Linked DNA regions of Homo sapiens: region 2 is linked to region 1. Evidence: read pairs that join two places in POLR2A ChIA-PET (ENCODE). Cell type or tissue: OCI-LY7. All regions are shown on one strand. Links, peaks and the distances in the headings refer to the core of each region. The heading gives the core; the rest is flanking DNA.

Evidence for each region. Peaks named below come from ENCODE experiments on the same cell type or tissue, not always from the same donor. Only the 100,000 strongest peaks of a DNase experiment are listed, where the experiment ranks them.
Region 2: POLR2A ChIA-PET joins it to region 1 with 5 read pairs; 2 of 35 experiments call an interaction of 5 or more read pairs at or near these places.

Annotation. Positions count from the first base shown.
Region 1 is chr19:41,942,030-41,950,125 of GRCh38, forward strand. No RefSeq gene overlaps it. Among named protein-coding and RNA genes, the nearest start is that of RABAC1, 13 kb to the right of the region's middle. RefSeq lists enhancers at 2,780-2,889, 3,340-3,389. In OCI-LY7, for the core only: CTCF peaks have their summits at 2,511 and 4,546; DNase peaks (open chromatin) are centred at 2,572, 3,242 and 3,552; H3K4me3 peaks cover 2,283 bases; H3K27ac peaks cover 4,000 bases.
Region 2 is chr19:42,231,025-42,237,760 of GRCh38, forward strand. It overlaps GSK3A (glycogen synthase kinase 3 alpha), which reads right to left. Exons shown (of 11, transcript NM_019884.3): 3 at 5,834-5,917; 4 at 5,582-5,692; 5 at 3,524-3,654; 6 at 3,329-3,435; 7 at 2,262-2,359; 8 at 2,086-2,181; 9 at 1,472-1,658; 10 at 1,033-1,125. Among named protein-coding and RNA genes, the nearest start is that of GSK3A, 8.2 kb to the right of the region's middle. In OCI-LY7, for the core only: no CTCF peak of the experiment used is centred there; no DNase peak of the experiment used is centred there.

The sequences.
Region 1 (8,096 bases), core at 1,928-5,927:
AGACCCAATCATTGGTCACCCTAACCTATGCATGTGGACAACCAACTTTTTTTTTTTTTTTTTTGAGACGGAGTCTCCCTGTCGCCCAGGCTGGAGTGCAGTGGTGCGATCTCAGCTCACTGCAAGCTCCACCTCCTGGGTTCACGCCATTGTCCTGCCTCAGCCTCCTGAGCAGCTGGGACTACAGGTGCCCACCACCACGCCTGGCTATTTATTTATTTATATATTTATTTTTGAGACAGAGTCTTGCTCTGTCACCCAGGCTGGAGTGCAGTGGTGTGATCTCGGCTCACTGCAAGCTCCGCCTCCCGGGTTCATGCCATTCTCCTGCCTCAGCCTCCCGAATAGCTGGGACTACAGGCGCCCACCACCACACCTGGCTAATTTTTTTGTATTTTTAGTAGAGACGGGGTTTCACCGTGTTAGCCAGGATGGTCTCCATCTCCTGACCTCGTGATCCACCCGCCTCGGCCTCCCAAAGTGCTGGGATTACAGGCATGAGCCACCGCACCTGGCCTTTTTTTTTTTTTTTTTTTTTTTTTAAAGACAGGGTCTTGCTCTCTTGCCCAGGCTGGAGCTGGAGTGGCATGATCTCGGCTTACTATAGCCTCGACCTCCCAGGCTCAAGTGATCCTCCTGCCTCAGCCTCCCAAGTAACTGGGACAACAGGTATGAGCCACCACTCCTGGTCGACCAGCAGCTTTAGAAGCCCCCCAACTTGGCACCTGGAATTCCAGCATCACCTGCCCTTACAATACACATCTGAGCTTTCACCCCCACTCATAAGAGTTAGAGACCCCTCTAAGTTACCCCACGAACTCAGCATCTAGCCTCCCAACCTCAGACACCCCCAAAGTTAGGAGGACTCTGTGGCACTGAAGCTCAGATCTCCAAACTACCCCTTTTGTCCCCAAACTTCAGTCACCCTACACTAAGCACCCCATAGGCTGTTACCCCCAGAAGTAGGCAAGTCAAGAACCCCCAAATCAGGTATGTGCAGCTGACCCTCAAGGTCAGTCTTCCTAATCCAAACACCAAGAAGCTCATAATCAGAGAGACCTGAACTTGGGATTTAGAGTACCTGCCTCAAACACCCTCATAGCAGGTTGGATGGTGGCCCCCCAAAAAGGTATGTCCACATCCTAACCCCAGAACCTGCTAATGTGACCTTACAGGAAGAGTCTATTCAGATGCAATTAAATGAAGGATCTTGAGATGGGATTATCCTGAGTTGCTGGGGTGGGCCCTCAATCCATGTTAAGGGACCTGGTAACAGACAAGAAGAGGCCGGACGCGGTGGTTTACACCTGTAATCCCAGCACTTTGGGAGGCCGAGGCAGGAGGATCCCTTGAGCCCAGGAGTTGGAGGCCAGCCTGAGTAGCATACCGAGACCTCACCTCTACAAAAATAAAATTAGCTAGGCATGGTGGTGCACGGCTTAGTCCCAGCTACTCGGGAGGCTGAAGCGGGAGGATCGCTTGAGTTTGGGAGATCAAGGCTGCAGTGAGCTGTGATGATACCACTGCACTCCAGTCTGGGTGACAGTGAGACCTCTTCACAAAAAAAAAAAAAGGTGGGGGGGCCGGGCACAGTGGCTCACACCTGTAATCCCAGCACTTTGGGAGGCCGAGGCATGCGGATCACAAGGTCAGGAGATCGAGACCATCCTGGTTAACAGGGTGAAACCCTGTCTCTACTAAAAATACAAGAAAAAAAAAATTAGCCGGGCGTGGTGGCAGGCGCCTGTAGTCCCAGCTACTTGGAAGGTTGAGGCAGGAGAATGGTGTGAACCCGGGAGGCGGAGCTTGCTGTGAGCTGAGATCGCGCCACTGCACTCCAGCCTGGGCGACAGAGCAAGCAAGACTGTCTAAAAAAAAAAAATCCGATTGAAGCCACTCCTAATTCAGGCATTGAGCCTCCCAGAGGATCTGAGTCTCTGTGTCAGTCACCCCTAACTAGGTATCTGGGTGATTAGCCTCAGACATTCCCACACTAAGGAACAACACCCCGGGCCGGGCACGGTGGCTCACGCCTGTAATCCCGGCACTTTGGGAGGCCAGGTGGGCGGATCACCTGAGGTCAGGAGTTCAAGACCAGCCTGGCCAACATGGTGAAACCCTGTCTCTACTAAAAATACAAAAATTAGTTGGGCATTATGGTGGGCGCCTGTAATCCCAGCTACTCAGGAGGCTGAGGCATGAGAATGGTTTGAACCAGGAGGCGGAGGTTGCAGTGAGCCGAGATCACACCACTGCACTCCACCCTGGGTGACAGAGCAAGACTCTGTCTCAAAAAAAAAAAAAAAAAAGGAACAACACCCCAAACTCCATCACCCCAAACTAGGTACAAATAACCACAAACCCTGGCAACTAGGTCTTGAGACTCAGTGAGCCCCAAATTGTATATAAATGTTAGGAACTCATAACTAGTAGCCCTCAAACCAGACATCTGGTTGCCTTCTCTTAATCTCCCAAAGATGGGCTTCTCATACACGAGAGTGACACCCCCAGGAGGCATCTGATGACACAACCCCAGCTTGGCACTGGATCTGCTGAGGGACATCTGGGCCCCAGCTGTCACCCCAGATTGATGTTCGGGCTCTCAGATGGTCATCCCAACCTCAACATCTGGGCAGCTGGGATTACACACTCCTAAACTAGACATCTGAATGTTTTGCCACAACTACCCACAATCTAAGGCATTTTGGATTTGAGCCCCAAACTTGGGCTCTGAACCACGCCCCCAGCCTCAGAACTCCCTAACTGAACATCATGGTAAGTCACTTCTATTTTGGATTTAGGGTCCCAGCCTTAATTTGTTCCCAGATTAGAATATAGGCCCACAGGCTGGGCGCAGTGGCTCACGCCTGTAATCCTAGCACTTTGGGAGGCCAAGGCAGGTGGAATGCCCAAGCTCAAGAGTTTGAGACCAGCCTGGGCAACACAGTGAAACCCTGTCTCTACTAAAATACAAAAAAATTAGCTGGGCATAGCAGCGTGCGCCTGTAGTCCCAGCTACTTGGGAGGCTGAGGCAGGAGAATTGTTTGAACCCAAGTCCCAGCTACTTGGGAGGCAGAGGTTGCAGTGAGCCAAGATCACGCCACTGCACTCCAGCCTGGGTGACAGAGCGAGACTCCATTTCCACAAAAAAAAAAGAATACAGGCCCACAGTTTCACTCACCCCTAAATTAACCTTCAGGGCCTCAAGGTCAGCAAAACCACAGCAAGTCACTCTCAAAATAGGCATCTGAGCTCCACAGCCACCCACCCACACACTTTGCATATAGCCTCCCAGTCTCAGATGTCCCCAAAACTAGGGCCTGGGGCACCCAGGCTCAGTGACCCCCAGACTAAGCAAGTGAGCTCCAAACTTCAGTCAGCCCTAAGGTAATCAGTAGGACCCCCAAATCAACATGTGGGCTGCCAACCTCGGTCACCGCTAAACCTCAAAACCAGTCACCCTAGACTTGACACCTGAGTCTCCGAACTGACTCACCCCAAACATGACAGGTGAAATGCCACAGGAAGTCACTTCTAATCTAGACAGTAGGCCCCCACTGTCGTCACTAATGTGGGTGTCAGTAGCCCCCATCCCCGGCCTCAGTGACGAAGCCACACAACTGCAGACATCTAGAGCTGGGTGTTGGGTGTCCCAAAACAGGAACAAGGGCTCACACGTGCCCAGAACTGGGCAGGAGGAACTCCAGGCACCCCAAATTCAGGATCTTGAGCCCCAGCATCCATCTTCTCAAAGTGAGAATCTGAGTCCTCAGTGTTAGTCACCCATAAACAATGCATCTTGACTACCACAACCAACCATTTGCCCCCAAACTAGGGTTTTTTTTTTTTGAGATAGGGTCTTGCTCTGTCACCCAGGCTGGAGTGCAATCATGGTGCAATCATGGCTCGCTGCAGCCTCAAACTCCTGGGCTCAAGAGGTCCTCCCTCAGCCTCCTGAATAGCTGGGACTGCAGGCAGTTGCCACTGTGCCCAGCTAATTTTTTTGTTTTTTGTTGTAGAGATGGGGTCTCACTATGTTGCCCAGGCTACTCTTGAACTCCTGCCCTCAAGGGATCCTCCCACCTTGGCGGGACTAGCTGGGACTACAGCCCAGCTAGTTTATTTTTATTTATTTTATTTTATTTTTTTTGGAGATGGAGTCTCGCTCTGTTGCCCAGAGCAAGTGGCGCAATGTTGGTTCACTGCAACCTCCACCTCCCAGGTTCAAGCGAATCTCCTGCCTCAGCCTCCCAAGTAGCTGGGATTATAGGCGCACACCACACCCCAGCTAATTTTTGTATCTTTAGTAGAGATGGGGTTTCACCATGTTGGCCAGGCTGGTCTTAAACTCTTGACCTCAGGCGATCTACCTGCCTCAGCCTCCCAAAGTGCTGGGATTACAAGCGTGAGCCACTGCACCCGGTCCAGACTAGGCTTTAGACCCACAGGATCCTCTTGTGTCCAGTAAAGGGCAGCTGGGTCTCCAGGGCCAGAAATCCCAAGGTTACCTGTGCCCCAGCCACAGCGACCCCTAGGCCAGGCATTAGAGCCTCAGTCTCCATCTTCCCCCAGGGGTCTCTATCACTGCCACCCACAGGTGTGGAGGTGCTTTGAAAACACTGGCCCTCCATGTCATAGACATGAAGCACTCCTCAAGTGGGTCCTGAGTCCTGGGGCCCTGACCTCTTGACACCTCCATTCCAAATACCCAGACTCCTAGCTTCAGTGACCTTCACACAAAGCTCCACACCGCTGGCCACACTCACTCAGAGACCCCACACCTGAGTACAGGAAACCCTTGACTCAGTTGTCCCAGGAACATTCAGGCATCAGCACTCTCAGGCTCAGCCATGTTTAGAAGGGACCAGCACCCTAGACTCTGCGCCCCAGACTAGAGGACTGAAATGACAGCTCCTGCCGCCCCAAGTCAAAACAGGCACCCCTCAGCCTCATCCCTCCAGCTGCACAACTATGCCCCAAGTCTCTGTCCCCCAAACTAGGAAGTCTCTGCCACCCAGAACTGGGAAACTGTATCTCCATCTCTGTTACCCCAAGGCCGGGCCTTGACTTCTGGTCTCATCACCCCAAACTAGACCACTGATCCCAGTCTCTGCCTCCCCCAAATGGACAACTGAACCCCAATCACTGTCAGCTCAAACTGGACAAAAGGACCCCAGTCACTGTCACCCCAAACTAGAAAGCAAGACCAGTAGTCTCTGTCACCCCAAACATGACATGGATGAGTAATGTCTGGCACATCAAGATAGACAACAAGACCTAAACTGTCACCAGAAATTGGCAAGTGGATGAGCCCAGGAGTTCGAGATCAGCCTAGGCAACATAGTGGGACCCTGTCTCTATCAAAACAACACAAAACAAAATAAATTAGCTGGGCATGGTGGCACGTCCCAGGAGGCCTAGGTGGGACTTGAGCCCGGGGAGGTCAAGGCCACAGTGAGCCATGATTGCGCTACCTCACTCCTGCTTGGGCAACAGAGTAAGACCCTGTCTCAAAAATAAAATGAAATAAAATAGGCCGGGTGTGGTGGCTTAAGCCTGTAATCTCAGCACTTTGGGAGGCCGAGGGGGGCAGGTCACTTGAGGTCAGAAGTTTTAGACCAGCCAGATCAACATGGTGAAACCTCATCTCTGCTAAAAGTACAAAATTAGCCGGGCGTTGTGGCAGGTGCCTGTAATTCCAGCTACTTGAGAAGCTGAGGCAGGAGAATCGCTTGAACCCAGGAGGTGGAGGTTGCAGTGACCCAGGATCGCACCACTGCACTCCAGCCTGGGCGATAGAATGAGACTCTGTCTAAAAAAATAAAATAAGGCCAGGCACGGTGGCTCACACCTGTAATCCCAGCACTTTGGGAGGCCAAGGCAGGCGGATCATGAGGTCAGAAGATTGACTCCATCCTGGCCAACATGGTGAAACCCCATCTCTACTAAAAATACAAAAAATTAGCCAGGCATGGTGGCGCATGCCTGTAGTCCCAGCTACTCAGGAAGCTGAGGCAGGAGAATTGCTTGAACCCAGGAGGCAGAGGTTGCAGTGAGCCGAGATCGTGCCACTGCACTCCAGCCTGGTGACAGAACGAGACTCCATCTCAAAAAAATAAATAAATAAAAATTAAATTAAATTAAATTAGCAAGCTAGTCTGTCACCTCACAAATGTACTGGGACAATGATCTCTGTATAACAACCTACACAACCAGACCCCATTTCTGTTACCCAAAATACATGCAGGGGCCCCAGTCCGTTTCCCAAAAGCAGACAACCAGATACCCAGTCTCTGTCACCCATATATACTCTGGGACCCATCTCTGTCCTGTAAAACTAGACAACCTAGCCCTAGTTTCTTTGCCCCAAATACTGCTTGGCACCCCCAGTTTCTGTCACTCAACACTAGACAACCAGACCCCAGTCTCTGTCACCCCAAATATACCCAGGGATCCTAACCTCTGTCCCACAAAACTAGGCAACTGGACCTCCAGAGTCTATGAGGTCACATGTTCCCTGGTCTCTGTTTTCTCCCCACAAAACTATAAAACCAAATGCTCCATCTCTGTTACCCTGAATACATCACCCTGGGACCCAGTCTCTGTCTCACAGCCCTAGACAACCAACCCCCAGACACTGCCACCCCAAACGGGACAATTGTACTTCTAGGCTTCTAGGGTCTGTCACACCACGTTGAGCAACACGTTGCATAAAATGTGACCTCAGACTAGAGACCTGGGCCCACAGTCCCATTCATCTTCATCTGCTCGACCAGACTCCATCCAGTGTGTCTCCTAAACTAGACGGCCAGACCCCTGGTCCCACTCATGCCAAATGAGACAAGCTAACTTCCATTCTATGTCACCCTAAACTAGACCCTGGAACCCCTATCATTTCATCTCACCCTGGACAACTGATCCCTAATATCTGTCATTACAAACTAGGCAGCTAACCTCCTAGCCCCTGTCACCCCAAATTCAACTTCCCAGTCTCTGTGCCCCAGGCTAGGTCCTGGGATCCCAGTCTTTATCCCACAAAATTAGAAACCAGAACCCCCTGATTCTGCCACCCCAATCTAGGCAAAGAAACCCCCACTTCTGTTTCTTTTTTTTTTTTTTTTTTCAAGACAAGAGTCTCATTCTTTCACCCAGGCTGGAGTGCAGTGGTGCGATCATAACTCACTGCAGCCTGGACCTCCTGTGCTCATGTAATCCTCCCACCTCAGTTTCCCCAAGTAGCCGGGACTACAGGCACGCGCCACCAGGCCTGGTTGATTTATTTTTATTTTTTATTGAGACAGGGTCTTGCTGTTTCCCAGGCTAACCCCCACTTCTGTTGTCCCAAACTGGACATCTGGAACCCCGATCTCCAGCATCCCATACTATCCAACCAGATCCCAGTCTGTTACCCCAACTAGGCAACCAGACCTATAATGGCTGCAGCCTCAAACTAGCCAACTGGTCACCCCAGGTCTTCCACCCCAAGCCAAGGCCCTGATCCCCCCAACTGGTCACCCCAGGTCTTCCACCCCAAGCCAAGGCGCTGATCCCCCCAACTGGTCACCCCAGGTCTTCCACCCCAAGCCAAGGCCCTGACCCCCAGGGCTTTGGTCTTTAGCCAAAATTAGTTGGCCAGTCTTGTGGCCTCTGTAACCCCACCCAGATAATTGGACTGGTAGCCTCTGGCACCAAAGTGAGATAACCAGACCTCCAGTATCAGATACCACAGTGGAGTTCACCAGATCCCCAGTTACTGTTGCTCTAAACTGGTCATCAAACCCTCAGTCTGGTACCCCAAACCTTAAATTTCAGTCTCAACCCAGTGTCACCTCAAAAGAGCCAAGACTCTACATCCAATACCCCTAAGGAGGTGCCAGAAGTCCCAGTCTTCGCCACGAGAAACTAGACAATCAGAACCCAGTCTATCACCCCAAAACAGACCTTAGAATCTCAGCCCCCATCACCCCAACCTAGACAAGAACATTAGTCTCTGCCACCTCCAACAACTGGTTCCTGTCACACCAACCAGATGCAAGTCCCTAATCTGTCACTTAAAGAGAACTGGGCTGGGCGTGGTGGCTCACACCTGTAATCC
Region 2 (6,736 bases), core at 2,006-6,005, 290 kb after region 1:
CGATAGTAACTGAGTGACACACCAGAGTGCCAGGCTCCATATAAGGCGGTGGCTGGGCTGGGCACAGTGGCTCACGCCTGTAATCCCAGCACTTTGGGAGGCTGAGGTGGGCAGATCACAAGGTCAGCAGTTCGAGACCAGCCTGGCCAACATGGTGAAACTCCATGTCTACTCAAAATACAAAAATAAGCCAGGCATGGTGGTATGAGCGTGTAATCCCAGGTACTTAGGAGGCTGAGGCAGGAGAATCACTTGAACCCAGGAGGCAGAAGTTGGAGTGAGCCGGGATTGTGCCACTGCACTCCAGCCTGGGTGACAGAAAAAGACTCCGTCTAAAAAATATAAAGGGCGCCCACTGTCTACTGTCAGTAGGATGGGCGGGCCCATTGCTGCCCAATCTGATTTTCTTCCCCAAGAGAAACAGGAAATCTGAATTTTTACATAAAATAGCCCCATTTTTAAACGTGGACACCATGGCCAGGCACAGCGGTTCACGCCTGTAATCCCAACACTTTAGGAGGCCAAGCGGGAAAATCACCTGAAGTTCAAGACCAGTCTGGCCAACATGGTGAAACCTCATCTCTAGTAAAAATACAAAAATTAGCCAGGCGTAGTGGTGTGTGTCTGTAATCCCAGCTACTCGGAGGCTGAGGCAGGAGAATTGCCTGAGCCCAGGAGGCGGAGATTGCAGTGAGCCGAGATCGAGCCACTGCACTGCAGCCTGGGTGGCGAGTGAAACTCTATTGCACAAAAAAAAAAAAAACAAACTTGGGCAACGAATTCAACTTTTTGTTTGTGTTCAGGCCAGACGTTATTTCTCTGGCTTTCCCATTGGCATTAAACACATTTAAACATTTGTACGCAAGAATACCCTCTAAAGGTGGTCATTCACATGTTGTAAGATGTGTTTCCTATGCCATCAAAATGTCGATGATTTAAAAATACATTCAGGAAACCCAGTCACTGAGCGAACAGCCCCACCCTCTCCAGGCTGAGAGATACTTTAACCCCCAGCAGATGGTCCCCACTTACCTTGTGAGGACGGGGTGAGGGTGGTAGTGCCCGCTGGGGACCTCAAGTGAGGAGGGATGAGAATGGCGTTGAGAGACGGTTGGATGGAGAGTTCTAGAAACAGGAATTGACATGCTAGTCAGGGTAGACTACAGCAGGGTTATGATGGGCACCAAATGGGAACCCAGCTATTGGGAAGGCCAGTTGTTTGTGGACACCTTCAGCCACAGACCTCTCTCAATGAAAAACCAGAAAAAGCTTAGCACAAGGCAGATCACAGTAAAGCACAACTGAAGCAGGTTCGATTCCCCCTGAATCTGGGAGTCATCTTTCCTGAGCCCCAGGCCTGCCTTGTACCCTGCCCTTAGCTCCCCACTCCTGCTTCAACACCAAGCTCCTCACAATCTTTGGCTGCCCCCCTACCCCGCCCCACTCCCCAGATCCCAGGCTATGCCCTCACCACCAGCACTGAAGTTGAAGAGAGGGGGAAGTGGGCGGTTGTTAGGCAGCTGGGTTCCCAGACATCGCAGTTCATCAAAGAAGCTGTGCGCACAGGCCTCTAGTGGGGAGAGCCTTGAGGATGGGGTGTACTCCAGCAGGCTAGAGCAGAGCGCGATGGCCTCTGGCGGCGTTCGAGATTTGAACACCTGAGGGATGGGTGCAGGGCTCATGAGGGTGAGATGCCCTGGACACTGGCATACTCCTGTTATCTCACTGCCACAGTGCCTGCGGCAAGTTATGACTGGTTGCTTCCCACACCCCCACCTTCCAAATGAAGAAACTAAGGCCCAACCACTAAGGAGAGGTCAGTTTGTATCGGGTAAGCAGGCAGCCCAGGTCTGGGACTATATGAGCCCTGCTGACCCTCCATAAAAATTGGAATCTTGAATTTACTTGTGGGTTCTCAACTTTTAAAATGCCATAAACTTTGAAAGCGGATGGATGTTATTGATCCCTGGATAACTCTTCAAATCCTCCCAAGCCGTGATTCTGAGGCTAGGTCCACAGAACAGTTGACCTCCAAGGGGGACCAGCTCTCAGCCATACTGCCCTGAGCCCCTAGCCCTGCCCCACCTTTGTCCAGGGGTGAGCTTTAATCTGAGGGAACTTGAACTCCGTGTAGTTGGGGTTCATCTCTCGGATTTGTTCCCGGGTTGGTGTTCCCAGCACCTGTAAAGAGAGGGAGGGGTCTGAGACAAGGGCCCCATCCCTCAGCCCCACCCCCTGCCCAGCCCAGCCCCGCCCCTCACCTTGATGATCTCCACCAGCTGGTCCACCCCACTGTCCCCAGGGAAGATGGGCTGGCCCAAGAGGAGCTCTGCCAGTACACAGCCAGCTGACCAAACATCTGAGGGGAAATGGAGGGAGCGTCAGGGCTAGGCGAGTAGGGCCACCAACCTCCCAATGCTTTTATTCCTCATGGCCATCCTAAGAGTGTCAGGAGCCCCGTTTTCTCAAAGACAAAGCACCTGGCCCAAGGTCACATGCAGCTTAGAAACATGGGCCCGACCTTGACCCTGCCTTTGCTGTACTCTCTAGTCTAGGTGTGTTTCCAGCCCTCAGTTCCTCTCTCTGCTAAGGACCCCAATGAGCTCCTTCTCTCCCGCTAGCCTTGGACGACAGACCAAATTAGGCCCAAACCTGCCAACAGGCACCCATGTTCTTTGGGCCACAGGAAGGTACAGCCTTAAATCCTGGACTGCCTTCCTCTTGTTCCAGCCTCTCTCCTGCCCATGAGAAGAGCTGCAGCGTGGCAGTCTCACCCCTCCCTGCTTTGTACCTTGACCCCCACAGCACGAGTTCATACCTAAGGACTCCACAGTTCGTCATGCTGCTGTGGAAGGTGCCCTTTCAAACTCTCATGCCCATTCCCTCAATTCAGACTTCCCCTCATGCCTGGAAAATGGCAGTTGTCCCCACAAACAGGGAAGGACACAGAGGCCCTGGGAGCAAGTTGCACCTTCATGGTGGCAAAGCCTTGCTTCCCGGTTCCCCCAAGGTCTCCAGCAGCCCTTCCCCCTAGCTGAGAACAGAGGGCTGACAGGGAGGTTCCAGAGCTGGTATGGACTCTGGAGTCAGGTCAGCTTTCAAATCCCAGTCCTGCCCAGTCCTAGTGGTGCCAGTGCGGGCAGGCGGCCTCACAGCTCTAAGCTCATCTGTAAAATTAGCATTCAACAGCATCAGCCTCCTAAGTTTGTGAGGACTGGATACAAGAACAGAAGTTAAGCTTTCATCACCAAGCTTGGCATACAGCACACAGAAAACTCCAAAACTTCCCAGATTGCCACTCCCCCCGCCACCCTCCCATAACTCTGACCGATGGATGAGGTGTAATCAGTGGCTCCAAAGATGAGCTCTGGGGCCCGGTAGTAGCGAGAACAGATGTAGGAGACATTGGGCTCCCCTCGGACCAACTGCTTTGCACTGTGGGAAGAGATGGGCAGGGGTACACGTGAGGCAAGGGTTGGGGTCCCCCCTGCCTCTTCAGCCACCCAACATGCCCCAGGCCCACCTGCCAAAATCGCAGAGCTTGAGGACAGCAGTGTCAGGGTCCACCAGCAGGTTCTGGGGCTTGATGTCGCGGTGACACACGCCCTGGGAGTGGATGTAGGCCAAGCTGCGGAAGAGCTGGTACATGTACACCTGCGGCGGGCACAGGATAGCAGAACTTTAGCCCAGCTTTCCCCATACAGCACCACTACCCCACCAGCTTGGCCTGAAGAGCCCTTCCAGGCCCACTCTCCCTGCTGCCCCCACAGCTTTGGGGAAACCCATTTGAAACCTTGGTTCTCTTAATGTGCACCACAATCACTTGAAGGACTTGTTAAAACAGGGACTACTGGCTGGGCGTGGCGGGTCACGCCTGTAATCCCGGTATTTTGGGAGGCCAAGACCAGCCTCGCCAACATGTTGAGATCCCGTCTCTACTAAAAATACAAAAATTAGCCGGGCGTGGTGGTGCACACCTGTAATCCCAGCTACTCGGGAGGCTGAGGCAGAAGAATCACTTGAACTCAGGAGGCGGAGGTTGCAGTGAGCCGAGATCGCACCACTGCACTCCAGCGTGGGTGACAGAGACCCTGTCTCAAAAAAAACAAAAAAAAAGGGACTGCTGGGCCCCACTCTTAGAGTTTCTGATCAGTGAGTTCTGAATGAGGCATTTGCAACAAGCTCTCCAGCACTGATGCTGGTCCCCGGACCACACTCTGAGAACCACTGCTTTAATCACAACCCTTGGCAGAAGCCTGATGAGTAAGGTACATCGGGAGGTTGTCATAAAACAGGCTAGGGAGCCAGGCACTCAGCTTCCCCCTCACCAAAACCACTGGCTCCTTAATCCGACAATCAAAACCACCCCTGAGCCTGCCCCCTCTCCAGCTCCATTTTCCTGCCACTCTCCCTCCCACTGACTAGAACAGAAGTACCGTGAGAGCAGGATTTTGAGTTTCAGTTACTGCTGCATCCCCCAGGGCCTAGACAGACCAGGTCCTGACATGGCTGCTTCCTAGGCCCCCTTCCTTTTATTCCAGTTCCCCTCGGCCAAAGATGCCACTTCCTTGCCCTGTGCTTGGTCTCCTCCAGGAAGCCTTCCTTGATCCTTCTCACCCACAAACCAGGCTGGGTGCTTCCTCCATTTCCAGAATTCCCTGTGCTCCTTCTGGTATGGCAGCAGCTAGTTCATTTAATAGTTTTCTGTGATGACGCCTTTCTACCCTACCAAACTGAGAGCTCTTCAAGGCCAAGGCCTGGGTCGCAGTCAGTGGTGCCTCTGGAATTCCTCAGCCCTGGGACCCGTATGCAGGCAGCCACAGGACAGATTCGCCAAACCAGAGAGCTCCCCTCCTGGGAAGTGAGGTCCAACAGCCACAACCACTGGTAGAGCCCACGTCGGCTCACCCGTGCTTGGTACGTAAAGCCAGCAGGAGCAGCAGCTGGGCCCCAAGTGACCTTCAGCAAACAAACCCACCCACCTCCTTCCAATGCAGTAGGCTGCTCCAGCCTGTTCGCCACATCATCCCTGGGCTGCAATCATTCATTCATTCATTCAAACACCTCCTGAAGGTCTGTAACACCCAGGGCACGATGCCAGGCACTGGGGAATGAGCCTGCACAGATGATGGACGGAGATGCATTCCTGGCTCTGTGGATGCTAACCTTCCTCCAGCCCTAACTCCTTCCCACCTACCCCCAGCCAAGGCTCTAAAGGCCCGAACTCTGGCCTCAGCAGCTGTCTCTGTGCAGTCCTGGTCCCCACCACCCCCTTATCCTGAGCTAACTCCAACATCTCTGGTGCCACTGGACTCCCTGTATGGACCTGAGCAACTACCTGGCAGCTTCTGCAACCCCAGGTGTCAGGCTGCCTTCCTGATTCAGTCAGGCCTTGCCTGCCTTGGCCCTCCCCTGTGTTAGGCGAGCTCCATCTCGGGGGGTTATGGGAACAACAGCAGGGGACATGGGGCCTCCAAAAACCAACATAAACTTGGCGGATGAGGGATCCCATAAAAGGCAGGAGGCTCCAGAGCCCCTGGCTTTGTGGGCCTGGGTCCCAGCAGCCCACCTGCTGGCCTACCTTGACATAGAGGATAGGGATGGTCAACTTGGCCTTGGTGAAGTGGCGGGCCACCCGGTACACTGTCTCGGGCACATATTCCAGCACCAGATTTAGGTAAAGCTCGTCTTTCTGCAGGGAGCAAAGGAGAGGTGTGAGGCACTGTGAGAAGAGTGAGGAGGGGGAAGGAAGGTATGCAGGGAGCAGTGGGGGAAAGGCAGGCAGGCAGGAAAATGGCTGGAGCAACCCACCACCACCACCTCGAGATCTCACCTTCTCGCCACTGGAGTAGAAAAAGTATCTCAGCCTCACAATATTGCAGTGGTCCAGCTTACGCATGATCTGCAGCTCTCGGTTCTTGAGGGCAAAGGGAGAGTCTCAGAATACAACCAACTCTCTCGGCTGCTCCTCCCTACTCACACTCACTCCCAACAACAGCCAGGCAGCTACTCCCTGTGTCCCAGCTCCAAGGTCCCCTGGAGTATCCCCCAATTCCTTGTCTCCAGACTATTCCCCTCCCACAGGAGCTGGAAGCCCACAGGTTAAACCCAGGCCACAGATGTGTTTTCTTCACCCCATTTTTTTTTTTTTTTGAGACAGAGTCTTGCTCTGTTGCCAGGCTGGCATGCAGTGGCTCAATATCGGCTCACTGCAACCTCTGCCTCCCTGGGTCAAGCAATTCTCCTGCCTCAGCCTTCCAAGTAGCTGGGATTACAGGCATGCACCACCACGCCCAGCTAATTTTTGTATTTTTAGTAGAGATGGGGTTTCACCACGTTAGCCAGGATGGTCTCGATCTCCTGACCTTGTGATCCACCTGCCTCAGCCTCCCTGACCTCATGATCCACAGGCCTCAGCCTCCCAAAGTGCTGGGATTACAGGCGTGAGGCACCGCGCCCAGCCACCCCACTTAAAAAAAAATTTTTTTTCAACTTATTGCTGACATGTAAAAGCCAAATGGCACCTTCTGATTTTTTTCTCCAAAATAAAGTTTTAAAAAGGATAGGCCAGGGCCAGGCGTGGTGGCTCACGCCTGTAATCCCAGCACTTTGGGAGGCTGAGGTGGGTGGATCACGAAGTCAGGAGATTGAGACCATCCTGGTTAACACGGTGAAACCCTGTCTCTACTAAAAATACAAAAAAAATTAGCCAAGCATGGTGGCAGGCACCTGTAGT